Linked DNA regions of Homo sapiens: regions 1 and 3 are each linked to region 2. Evidence: chromatin contacts called from ENCODE Hi-C data. All regions are on one chromosome and are shown on one strand. The core of a region is the stretch at or near the end of the contact, and the rest is flanking DNA. Distances in the headings are between cores, read along the strand shown. Region 1 holds the start of NUP153 (nucleoporin 153). Region 2 holds the start of TBC1D7 (TBC1 domain family member 7). Region 3 holds the start of FAM8A1 (family with sequence similarity 8 member A1).

The links. Hi-C counts contacts between places; a loop is a spot of excess contacts on that map. Pooled maps may share reads with other maps.
Region 1: a loop to region 2 is called in a map of CD8-positive, alpha-beta T cell, with 20 times the contacts of the local background. The contact joins the promoter of NUP153 here to the promoter of TBC1D7 in region 2. A Hi-C loop is called at or near these places in 3 of 168 maps with a recorded cell type or tissue (CD4-positive, alpha-beta T cell, CD8-positive, alpha-beta T cell and naive thymus-derived CD4-positive, alpha-beta T cell) and 7 of 50 pooled maps.
Region 3: a loop to region 2 is called in a map of naive thymus-derived CD4-positive, alpha-beta T cell, with 11 times the contacts of the local background. The contact joins the promoter of FAM8A1 here to the promoter of TBC1D7 in region 2. A Hi-C loop is called at or near these places in 2 of 168 maps with a recorded cell type or tissue (CD4-positive, alpha-beta T cell and naive thymus-derived CD4-positive, alpha-beta T cell) and 5 of 50 pooled maps.

The regions. Positions count from the first base shown.
Region 1 is chr6:17,704,699-17,708,640 of GRCh38, forward strand. It overlaps NUP153 (nucleoporin 153), which reads right to left and starts at 2,227. Exons shown (of 22, transcript NM_005124.4): 1 at 1,579-2,227. The coding sequence starts at 1,689. It overlaps NUP153-AS1 (NUP153 antisense RNA 1), which reads left to right and starts at 2,345. Exons shown (of 3, transcript NR_134618.1): 1 at 2,345-2,430; 2 at 2,696-2,928. RefSeq lists silencers at 58-217, 1,549-2,058 and enhancers at 1,645-2,339, 2,149-2,418.
Region 2 is chr6:13,326,524-13,330,328 of GRCh38, forward strand. It overlaps TBC1D7 (TBC1 domain family member 7), which reads right to left and starts at 2,014. Exons shown (of 8, transcript NM_016495.6): 1 at 1,773-2,014; 2 at 264-383. The coding sequence starts at 375. It overlaps TBC1D7-LOC100130357 (TBC1D7-LOC100130357 readthrough), which reads right to left and starts at 2,014. Exons shown (of 9, transcript NM_001318809.2): 1 at 1,933-2,014; 2 at 264-383. The coding sequence starts at 375. It overlaps LOC124901261 (a long non-coding RNA gene), which reads left to right and starts at 2,092. Exons shown (of 2, transcript XR_007059457.1): 1 at 2,092-2,375; 2 at 3,202-3,334. RefSeq lists a silencer at 1,830-2,219 and an enhancer at 1,853-2,359.
Region 3 is chr6:17,598,159-17,602,124 of GRCh38, forward strand. It overlaps FAM8A1 (family with sequence similarity 8 member A1), which reads left to right and starts at 2,144. Exons shown (of 5, transcript NM_016255.3): 1 at 2,144-2,963. The coding sequence starts at 2,252. It overlaps LOC102724591 (a long non-coding RNA gene), which reads right to left and starts at 818. Exons shown (of 5, transcript XR_007059485.1): 1 at 595-818. RefSeq lists a silencer at 2,003-2,482 and an enhancer at 3,549-3,966.

The DNA.
Region 1 (3,942 bases), core at 977-3,476, 4.4 Mb after region 2:
AAAATAAAAAACATTTAAGAAAACTAGAAGACAAAAAAAAAAAAATTCCTCAAATCTTTACTTTTTTTTTTTTTCTTCGAGACAAGAGTCTCGCTCTGTCGCCCAGGCTGGAGTGCAGGGGCAAGATCTCTGCTCACGGCAAGCTCCGCCTCCCGGGTTCAAGCCATTCTCCTGCCTCAGCCTCCCAAGTAGCTGGGACTACAGGCGCCTGCCACCACGCCCGGCTAATTTTTTGTATTTGTTAGTAGGGACGGGGTTTCACCGTCTCTGGATGGTCTGGATCTCCTGACCTCGGTGATCCACCCGCCTCGGCCTCCCAAAGTGCTGGGATTACAGGCGTGAGCCAACGCGCCCGACCCAAATCTTTACTTTTAAAAATCTGTTGATAATGACACAATTTAACAACATCAACCATGTGAAAGTGTGTAATCTTTATTAGCATCCAGAATAAAGTAATCTAGGAAGTCTACCTTTAACAGTAGGCAACAAGTTATCAGATCCTTTTGCTACACTTTTGTTTTTCAACAAATTTAAGACACACACTTCCCACCTCAGTATCACTGATAAGTGGCTTTATTAAAATAAGTTAACATTTTCCTATTCAATACTTCTAACAATCAATATTTTAAAAATGGAATTTTCTCAGAATCAACTATCTCATTTACAATTAGGATAATCCTTTTTTATAATTTTAAACATCCAGGAGTTCATACAGTGGCTAAACTATAAGACCACCAACATTCCTGGAGTGTCAAAAGTAACTATACTTCTAGAATACGCCTCATAATATTAAAATATTTTGTGTATGAGATCAGAGCTGGAGTCCCGGTCAACTGTGGAGAATGGCCAATTCCAGCCTCCAAAATAAAGGCGGGGGTGGCGGTGTTGGGGGGGGGGAGGGGAGTCGCGCAGCAGAGAAAAGACGTAAGGGTGGAGAGGGACTTTCAAAATGCCCCAGTGCCACGGTTAACTATAACCTGGTTAATAAAATCTAAGCCAATGCTCTCAAGACGAGGAGGGCCACAGGCAGGGGAAACCGAGAATTAACTCATAGGCTGAGACTAAGTTATTCCACTTTCCATGTAACAGCGCCCCCCACAACTCCCCGTCTGCCCCAGAGTTAAGATTCCAAGGGGCAGCCCCCCCTCCTCAAACACACTAAAGAAGGGACACCAGAAAACAGCAAGTATAAGGGCCATCAACCACATCTTTTCCTTTCTCCCTCGAGAGAACATGAGTAATACCCTCAAATTCCAAATCCCCGCCAAAAAATAAAGAAACGCGCGCATCATGGGCCTACAATTTCTTTTCCCGCCCAGAGCCTGCCTGGGAAAGCCCCTGACCCAGAGAGTTGGGGGAAAGGCGGCCCAAACCACACGTGTGCGCCGCAAGGCTGGGCCTGTCTCAGCCCACTTCCCGTCGCCACCCCCAACGGCCTGAGCTCCCCCGGAGCCTCACTCGGGCCTTTCCTCAGGCCCTCCTGTCTGCTCCACGTGGGGCGCCGGGGCCTCGAACCGCCCGTCCCCTCCAGCCGAGTTTCCCCACCCGCCAGGCCACCGCGGCGTCGGGGTCCCATACCTGATGCTGTTGTCGCCCCTGCTGGTAAGGCTTAATTGGCCCCTGGTGGCAACGCCGCGTCCGGATCTTGCCGCCACCGCCCCCTCCGACTCCTCCGGCTCCCGAGGCCATGGCGGAGCCTCCGCCGCTTCCCGCTCCGGGGCGGGTAAGGGGGCGGGAGAGGCAGAGGCGGAGGCCTTAGAGAGCCTCCCCCGCCGCCCGGCCCCGGCCCAAAAGTCCGCCCGCGCTGTCCACACAGTGGGCACAAGCACCCCAGGAACCGCGAGGTTGCGAGCAGGAGCGGAGAGAGGGTGAGTGCTGGCAGCGGGGAAGGGGGTGGCGGCCGCAGAGGCCGAGGAGGCTCCGGTCCGGCCGCCTCTGCGGACCCCCGCCTCTGTGTGTGTCACGGTCTCTATGGAGATCTCCCGCAGAGGACAGCACGAACAGTTCCCCGCGGTGCTGAGGCCTAACTCGACCGCCGACTGGTGGGAGTTCTTCCGTCGCCCTAGCCGTAGCTGCCGCAGTTGAAGCCGCTGGCGACGCCCGCCTACCCCTCCCCTGTGCGCACAGCGCCCGCCCCGCCGCCGTCGTCGTCGTCGTCCCTGCAGCCTCCGCCGCCGTTGCGCCTATTACCCCTGCTAAGGCGGCTGCCGCGGTCGCGAGCCAGAATGTCGTCACTCATCGGCGCCCGACGCATTTGCATCATCATGCTGCGACGAGCTGATAGGCAAAGAGGAAGGGCTGGTCGAGTCCACGCTCTCGGCCGCGCGGCACGCTGGGAAACGTAGTTCAACAACGGAACGCGGCTTCTCGGAAAGGAAGAGGGACGGGGAAGGAGATCTCCGGGGCGCCGCAGAGGCACAAAGCCAAGGGGTACTTTTGCTGTTCTTGGCTGTAAATTAGACTTTGAAAAGACACTTAACATAAAAACAGTAACCTCTTCCCATTCTCCTTCTCCCTGTCGGTTGGTTAAGTAGGCAGGAAGTAAGCAGACAGTAAAATCAAAGACAAGAGCTAATGATTTAAGAAGGAGGAAAAAAAAATCTGTGGTTGAAAAATAAAGTCCATGATCCTTAGAATTAGAAAATATATACGGCTTCATTAATGTTTCTTTAAACATATAAAGGTTTTGTTGCAGACACACGGGGCTGGAATTCTGGTTCTGCCACCCAACCTATTTGACCTTGGATGAATCAAAACCGTCTGAGCCTTAGCTTCCTCCTCCATAAAATGGGAGCTTTAAAATCCACCTTATAAAGCTGTTGTGAGGAGCAGACGTGATCATCTATGGAGAGCATGTATATTTGCTAATAGACGAAAAATGCGATGAATGATTACAATTATAACCCATGCAGTCAGCTAACATTAGGGGTAAGTGATATATCCTTAACAATAAAAGTATACTATATTTGCTCCAAATATTTAGGAAACTGAGTAAGTGAGCTAGACTCAAAGACTGAATCCACAAAATGTATATTCTAGGAGTTGACGATTAGAAAGGTCCTGGTGATCACATAGTCCAACCCTCTCATTCAACCAACCAGACAAGATGTCCAGAGAAATTTAGGTGGCACAATCAATGACACTGAGATGGGTAATCAAAGCCAGGACTATAACCCAACTTTTCTGTAAGAGCTAAAGACAAATAGCCAAATGATTAGGGAGGAAAAATATGTTGTGAAAAATCTTAGACTTACTATAAATCTTTTTTTTTCTTTCTTTCTTTCTTTCTTTTTTTCTGAGAGACAGAGTCTTGCCCTGTCGCCCAGGCTGGAGTGCAGTGGCGCGATCTTGGCTCACTGCACCCTTTGCCTCCCAGGTTCAAGCTATTCTCCTGCCTCGGCTTCCTAAGTAGCTGGGACTACAGGCGTGCACCACCACGCCCAGCTGATTTGTGTATTTTTAGTAGAGATGGGGTTTCGCCATGTTGGCCAGGCTGGCCTTGAACTCCTGACCTCAAGTGATCCACCCGCCTTGGCCTCCCAAAGTGCTGGGATTACCCGTGTGAGCCGCCACGCCCAGCCTATTTACTATAAATCTCCCACTTACTAGCTGTGTAGCCTTGGGGAAGTTACTGATCCTGTTTCTTTCTTTTTTTTTTTTTTTTGAGACGAAGTTTTTTCCTCTTGTTTTGCCCAGGCTGGAGTGCAATGGCGCAATCTCAGCAACCTCCACCTCCTGGGTTCAAGCGATTCTCCTGCCTCAGCCTCCCGAGTAGCTGGGATTACAGGCATGTGCCACGACGGCCGGCTAATTTTGTATTTTTACTAGAGATGGGGTTTCTCCATGTTGGTCAGGCTGGTCTCGAACTCTCAATCTCAGGTGATCTGCCCACGGCCTCCCAAAGTGCTGGGATTACAGGCGTGAGCCACCGCGCCCAGCCCA
Region 2 (3,805 bases), core at 764-3,263:
ACCTAGATAATACATGAAAACATATGGGTTCAATAAAAGAAAAAAATACTACTGACTTTCTTAAGAAACCTTTCAAAAACTTCTGACGCTCAGTGAAATATAAATTTGAAAAATCTTTTCTCAAAATACACCATTCTGCTTCACCACATCACTAAAAAATACAGCAAGTAACCAATGCTTCTGGATGTCTTTTAAGAAAATATTTACTTCAGAACATGTGGAGTGATTGAGAACCAATGAGATTAATTTTTAAAAGTACTCACCCAGACGGTCATCTTTTAGGAGAATTTCTAATGATTTCTTTTCTTCAACTCCACGAAACCCCACTTTCTCATAATATACTGAACGAAAGTTTCTCTGAGAGTCCTCAGTCATATTTCATTCTTGGAGGAGACACAGAAAGACAGAAAGGGAGAGAAAGACGAAGGGGAAAAGTGAGTCTAGAAACAAAGAGTCAAGAATTAGAATAATTTTCAATGATGTTCTCCACCTTTTCAATATGATGTACCCTTGCATAGGACCCAATATTAAATTTTTCCTTTAACTCAGTTCTGCAACTATCTCACCTATGCATCTTGGCTAAAAACCAAGATATAAGTTAAAAGTTCTCTGAGCTGATAAAATAGATGGCACAAGGTTTATGCACTAGGTTTCCCACTATACCTATGAGTGCCTAGCACAATAGAACATTCTGTAGCTATTATAAATGCGCAAAGAAAAAAAATAAGTGAAATGGAAGCCAGGCAAGATACGTCAAGCAAATTATACTCAAACAGTATACACTATGATTTCATTTTTTGTTTTTTACAAATTTCATGTATTTTAAAACTTAACACTCTATTCCAAAATGTTAGCAATGGTTATCTTTAGATAGTAGGATTCTAGATGATTTTAATTTCCTTTCTTTTGCTTAGCTACTTTTTTTTAAATGGGCATTTTGTAAAATGAAAAATTAAGTTATATAAAAGTAAAAAGCCACGAGTTCCTCACTTATCTTTCTTTTAAACACAATTCTATTAAGTGTAGCTATCGAAATTCAAAACCCACAACAAATAAATCGCATTAAATTATAACTAGAAGAGGGTAAAGAATGTAGCCAATTGACAGTGATCCCAAAGTCAGAGTTGAAGACGGAAAAACGATTTAAAATCTACCGCAAGAACTCAAAAAGTTCAGTGGTCTCAAGTTCCTTCACAGTAACCTTCATAATACTGGCGGTAATTCATCCAAAAAAAGACCAAGTTAGATTTGGCGTTTCAAGAACAGAAAAGATCTGATGCATTTCCCAAAAAGCACTGCACTGCCTCACCCAAATGCTTCCAGCGTCTGTGCACAAAAGAGTAAATCTTTAGGTTTAAAAACCCTGCGACGTCCCCAGTGAGCAGGGGAGGGCTTCCTTCCTTATTGAAAAGATATCCTCTGAACCGATTCAGTCACAGGAAAGATTAGGATTCGTTTAGAAAATGAAATGCTAAAGGGCTCTGAGCTTTCGGGAGCAGATGTCTTAAAAATAAAAAAGTCAGCAGCATAAAACGCGTAATGAGTGTGGGGATTTATTTTTTTAAAGCATCCAAACAGCTGCATGACGATTTGGTCGGTCCCTGTTGTCTAAGGACACCCATTCTTAGATTGCACTACAATGACAAAGGCGTCCTCTAGGAGGAAATGCTGCAAATAATATCTCCTGCCCATGCGCGTCCACCTGATGGGAAAAGTAAAAACACCCTGGTCCAAGACCCCAGGTCCCATTCTCTCTATGATGGATGCTTCACCTCTAGTAGTGCAAACACACCCGGGTTGAGACTAAGTGGTCCGGGAGAAGCAGAGGAAGCCGTGCCCTGTGCGCTGACCGACCGCCGGGCAGGCGGGCACCGTTGGGGCCCAGGGCCAGGAGGGACGAGTCCTGCGGGAAGGAGGGAGGCGGCGGGGTACCTGGGACACCCGCGCGCGCCCAGACGGCCCGGGAGACAAAACTCAGCGCCGCTGCCGCTGCCGCTGCCGCCGCCGCCGGACGTGACATCAACTCCAGGTCGCCGGGCGGGCGCCGGGCGGGCGCATGCGCAGAGGGCGCGGGCAGGAAGCTCCACCCTCACTCCAGGAAGCTCTGGCTTCGTTTGTGAAACCCGACGGGATGAAGGGCTAGGCTCGCCTCCAGAGTAGTGTAGTTTCTCCCGCCGTGGGCACCCGGCCCCTTGCTACCCCGCAAAATCTCGCGACCATTTACTCTGGCCATCCGAAGGCGCGTGCCTGGGTTGCACTCCCGTGTCCGGCCCTCGAGGTTCTTGCCTAGGGAAGACCCGAGCCCTAGGGCCGTACTTAAGCTGCCTGCGTGCAGGACCCGGGTTTTGCTTTTGCTAATTTCCTCCCCACCCCAGGTATGTGGGAATAGATGAAGACCATCCGAATGAGAAGAAAAAAGGCAGGCAGAGGAGTGCAAGTCTGATTTAGAGCAGGCAGGCTCCCTGGGTTGGTTATTGTAGGTAACTGACTGGTTTTCTGGGCAGGTTGCTGCAGGTTGTGGATTGGAGGTCTATTTTTATATTAGATTTGGCCATTGTCTTAGTATATTCAGCCTCTCAGGTAAAACACTATAACATAGGAGAAAAATGAACGTGTTTTTTTTTTAAAAAAAGATGTGCTAAATGCAAGCTCCTAATTTGTTATTAGTAGGTCTAACAGAACAGAGTTACTCTTTAAAGTAGCTACTAACACTTACAAATGCTTTCTATTTCTGTGCTTGCCTCCCTGGTCCTCGGGCTGGCTGAGCAGCAGTGCCCAAGTAGGTTTTTAAACCGCCAGGGTTTGAGAGAAATCCCCAATGATGGGTATCGTCCCTTTGAAAGTTCAAATCTCTACCAAATAAGCCACACGGATGCCAAGCTTTGAAGGAAACTTAGGACTATCAACAGTGCAGAAGTCCAGTTATAGTGCAGACAAATGTGTGTATAATGGCTAGACAGAACTTAAAAATGAAGAAACGTGTGGTGGTTGAACTCAAACACTGATGCCCCTCCCCACTCCCTTACCACCACCATCTTTAGTTCCTCAGTACTGGGGTACTAAACCTTCCTTGGGTAGTGTTCACATGAGTAAGCAGAGTTCTTCAAGTTACCTTACACAAGTTCCATTTACTTCATCTAAACCTTGGGCCGGTCACTAACTTTTATAATTGCCTTTTCTTGTCTTTAAAATCATCACCAGGGCTGGGCACTTACTGTGTGCAGGCGCTGTTCTATGGACTCAGGATACATCAGCTACCGAAGCAAAGATCCCTAACCTTGTGAAACTGACATTCTGGTGGGAGGACAGATCCAATAAAAACTAAAATAAATAAGTCAATGATGTAGTGTGTTAAAAAGTGATCGGTGCTGGCTGGGCGCCGTGGCTCATGCCTATGATCCCAACACTTTGGGAAGCCGAGGCAGGCGGATCACCTGAGGTCAGGAGTTCGAGACCAGCCTGGCCAACATGGTGAAACCCTGTCTCTAGTAAAAATACAAAATTAGCTGGGTGTGATGGCACACACCTGTAATCCCAGCTACTCTGGAGGCTGAGGCAGGAGAATCGCTTGAACCCGGAAGGCAGAGGTTGCAGTGAGCTGAGATGGTGCCGCCGCACTCCAGCCTGGGCAACGAGAGAAATTCCATTTCAAAAAATATTAATAATAAAATAAAATCATCACCAATGGTGATTATATAGAAGGTGGGAAGGGTTAAATGAGAAAGTATGTAAAGTGCTTGGCATGGTGCCTGGCATGTGGCACAGTAGGGATATATGTGAATTGGCTGTGTCAAGATCAATTAAA
Region 3 (3,966 bases), core at 894-3,393, 4.3 Mb after region 2:
TGTTGGAACTCAGAAAACCATACCCCAAAATGAAGACCTCAGAAGCAAAAGATTTTTCCCACCTTCTCCAACCCTCCTGTCTCAATCCCATTCTTCCCCCCACCCCCACCCACAAGGCTAGTCATAGAAACTGGAATCCGTCTTTCCCAAAGCAGGGCATAGAAACCAAAACCCCACCCTTTCCCAAAGCCAGCCACAAACCTAAAAATATTACTCTAACCTCCCTGCACCCCTTTCTGTGCAAATATTGGACATAGAGAAATTATCTGGCAGAGCGCAGTGGCTCACGCCTGTAATCCCAGCACTTTGGGAGGCCGAGGCGGGTGGATCACCTGAGGTCAGGAGTTCAAGACCAGCCTGGCCAACATGGTGAAACCCCGTCTCAACTAAAAATACAAAAAAAATTAGCTGGGCGTGATGGCGGGCGCTTGTAATCCCAGCTACTTCGGGAGGCTAAGACAGGAGAATCACTTGAACCTGGGAGGGGGAGGTTGCAGTGAGCCGAGATCGCACCATCGCACTCCAGCCTGGGCGACAAGAGCAAAACTCTGTCAAAAAAAAAAAAAGAAGGAAAAGAAAAATTATCTGACCTACCTTGTTTAACTGTTGTAGGCCACAGCCCCCATTCCAGAGGGTCCTGTTCCATACCCAGAAGGAATGAATGCTGCAGACAGGCCAAGGAGAATCCAGATAGGCCTTGCTGGGTTTCTTGCCTGTTTGCATCAGAGTGTTTTTTGTCCAGTCATTTTTTTTGAGACGGAGTCTCGCTCTGTCGCCCAGGCTGGAGTGCGGTGACGCAATCTCGGCTCACTGCAAGCTCCGCCTCCCGGGTTCACGCCATTCTCCTGCCTCAGCCTCCTGAGTAGCTGGGACTACAGGCGCCCGCCACCACGCCTGGCTAATTTTTAGTATTTTTAGTAGAGACGGGGTTTCACTGTGTTAGCCAGGATGGTCTCGATCTCCTGACCTTGTGATCCGCCCGCCTCAGCCTCCCAAAGTGCTGAGATTACAGGCGTGAGCCACCGCGCCCGGCCTTGTCCAGTCATTTTTTTATACGGCTGTCCATGCTTTGTTGAACCTAAGCATACAAATACACGATTTCCCTTGTTATCTTTGGGTCTTCATTCTGAAGGCTCCCGTGTCACATAAAACGATGGTCAAATCAATGTCTATGTCTTTTCTCCTATTAACTGCCTCCTGTCAGTGACTTTCAGCGAAACTTCAGAAGGTGAAGCGGAAGTTTTCCTTTGGCCCGGACAGCATCATCATTAATATCATTAATAAATATTCCCACAGTATTTGGCCCTTGTATGTCCTTTGTATGGTGCTGGGGATACAATAACATATCGCTGCAGAGATTTTCAAATGTAAAAGAAGAGAGATTATACTGATTTAAAAGCTAGATTCTGTCCTCACCCTGGAGCTAGTCTGCATTTACGAAAACTTACTTTCCACTGCGGTAGACAGACGCTTTCTACTCCAGCGCAACTGTGCCTTTCCTCAAATCTAGTCTCAAATTTAGGTTCCTTTTCATTTTCTGTTATGGAAAGGCCCTCAGCGTATCCCAGGCTTTGGAGCCTTTTGTTAGTAGTCTGGCCCATGCATAATTTCCCCTTCCTCTGAATTATACATAGCACCTCACTAGTTATATTTTAATACACTTTCCTATGTCTCAGTGGTAGTTTCCTATATTAATATATATCCCAGTTTAGTTTGGCTTTTAATTTCTTTTCTTCTAAGGGGATAGATGCGTTCTGTACCACCTTCTCGAGTACTAATGGTTAACTGGAATGAACACAAGCAACAAACCCTCCGGCCTGGATCCCAAAACAACAGTCGCGGTTCTGCAACAGAAAAGGCTGCGCTGGCCCTGGGACCTGTCTCGGAAATACTCCTCATCCATCTAGTTTCTCCCAGGACAACTAGGCCCAACCCCACGGGAATATACAGAGAGGCCTCGGGTCACAGACTTAAAGCTGTAAAAGGGAGGAGGCGACGGTCTGGTCCCAGTCACCGACCAGCCACCGACTACTAGGGCCCGAACCCGGGACTGCAGACGCACCTCCCCGCCCTCCCTTCCCAGCTCCGCCTGGCGGCGGGCGTTGCTCCTGAGGGGCGGGGCTTCCGCTTCCGGCGGGGGATTGTTGACGCCTGCGGTTGCTGCGGTGGTGACGGGGCTGTTGGGGAGGGGCCATTGGGGGAGGGAAACGGAGCAGTGACAGGTATCCCAGAGGGTGCTGCTGAGGCGACGATGGCCGAGGGGCCCGAGGAAGCCCGAGGCCACCCTCCCGGGCAGGACGATGGCGGAGGGGACCACGAGCCCGTCCCTTCCCTGAGAGGCCCTCCTACCACCGCCGTCCCATGCCCCCGCGACGACCCCCAGGCCGAACCCCAGGCCCCGGGCCGGCCCACAGCCCCGGGCCTCGCGGCTGCCGCCGCAGCCGACAAATTGGAGCCGCCGCGCGAGCTCAGGAAGCGCGGGGAGGCGGCCTCCGGCTCCGGTGCAGAGCTGCAGGAGCAGGCGGGCTGCGAGGCGCCCGAAGCCGCGGCGCCACGAGAGAGACCAGCTCGGCTGAGCGCCCGCGAGTACTCCCGGCAAGTGCACGAGTGGCTGTGGCAGTCCTACTGCGGCTACCTCACCTGGCACAGCGGCCTGGCCGCCTTCCCAGCCTACTGCAGCCCCCAGCCCTCCCCGCAGAGCTTCCCTTCGGGCGGCGCTGCAGTCCCCCAGGCCGCGGCGCCGCCGCCCCCGCAGCTGGGCTATTACAACCCCTTCTACTTCCTGAGCCCCGGGGCCGCGGGGCCTGACCCGCGGACAGCTGCCGGCATCAGCACCCCTGCTCCAGTCGCGGGCCTGGGACCCCGGGCTCCTCACGTGCAGGCGTCGGTCCGGGCCACTCCAGTGACGAGGGTAGGATCCGCAGCCCCTTCGCGAAGCCCGAGCGAGACCGGGCGACAGGCAGGTGAGAAGCGCGAGGTGGAGGCTGGGCGGAGTAGAAGGGTTTTCGGGGGCCTGTGGGGTAGAGCTGGCACGCTTTTTAGACCTGTAACTGCTGCTTCTACTCTGATTGACTATCCTGCCCGTTCAGTTCACTAGCTATCGTTTGTCCAGGCCCTAAATTCCCAAAATGTACAAGGAGGCAATACAGTTTCTTCTTCCTTTAGACCTGGCACTCCAAATTGACTCCCTTACTCATGGGACTAGTTGTTTATTCGTGAAAAGAAATTGCTCTTCAAACCATCCTCTTCCTTTGGTTTTCACGCTCTGCAGTGAGGGCCAAAGCTAAATTCGCAAATGGCAAACCCACTTTTGGAGGGGCTCGACTGGTAATGCTGAAAATTATTCAGACATTGGCTACTTAGGACAGTGGAACTGAACGGATATAAAAGGAGATCGACATGGATACAAGTGGAGTTAGGAAGTTTTGATTGGGTCAAAGCTTCACTTCATTTGATCAATATCTTGTATATTGTGTAATTGTTTTTGCTTCTGTGTGTGAACTAGAATATTTTGAATTAGTTACACTTCTTAGTTTACTATTTAAACTATTAGACTTTTAGTTTATTTTAGTTAGCCACAGATAGATGGGACAAGAACTAGTTGATGCCTCTGATCCCAGTCAGAATTTAGGATGACAGATTGATACTCACTGGGTTTATTTTAAAGAAAGCAAAACAAACTAAAAAACGGGTGGGGGGGGATTACAGGGATTTACTTTATACTAATTGCCAATATTTAACCTTGATTTGTACTAAAAAATGTTTAATTTTGTGTGACTTAGATGTGATCACCTGGATTCTCCTCATTAGAATTCCTAGTGAAATGTAGTGGGTACCCTAATCAAATTTATCTGTGAAATCAGTTTTCTAGGGGGAAAGTGGGGAGGGTGGGGACAAGGTCTGCTTCTATCGCCCAGCCTGGATAGTGCAGTGGCGATCTTGGCTCCCTGCAGCCTCCGCCTCCCA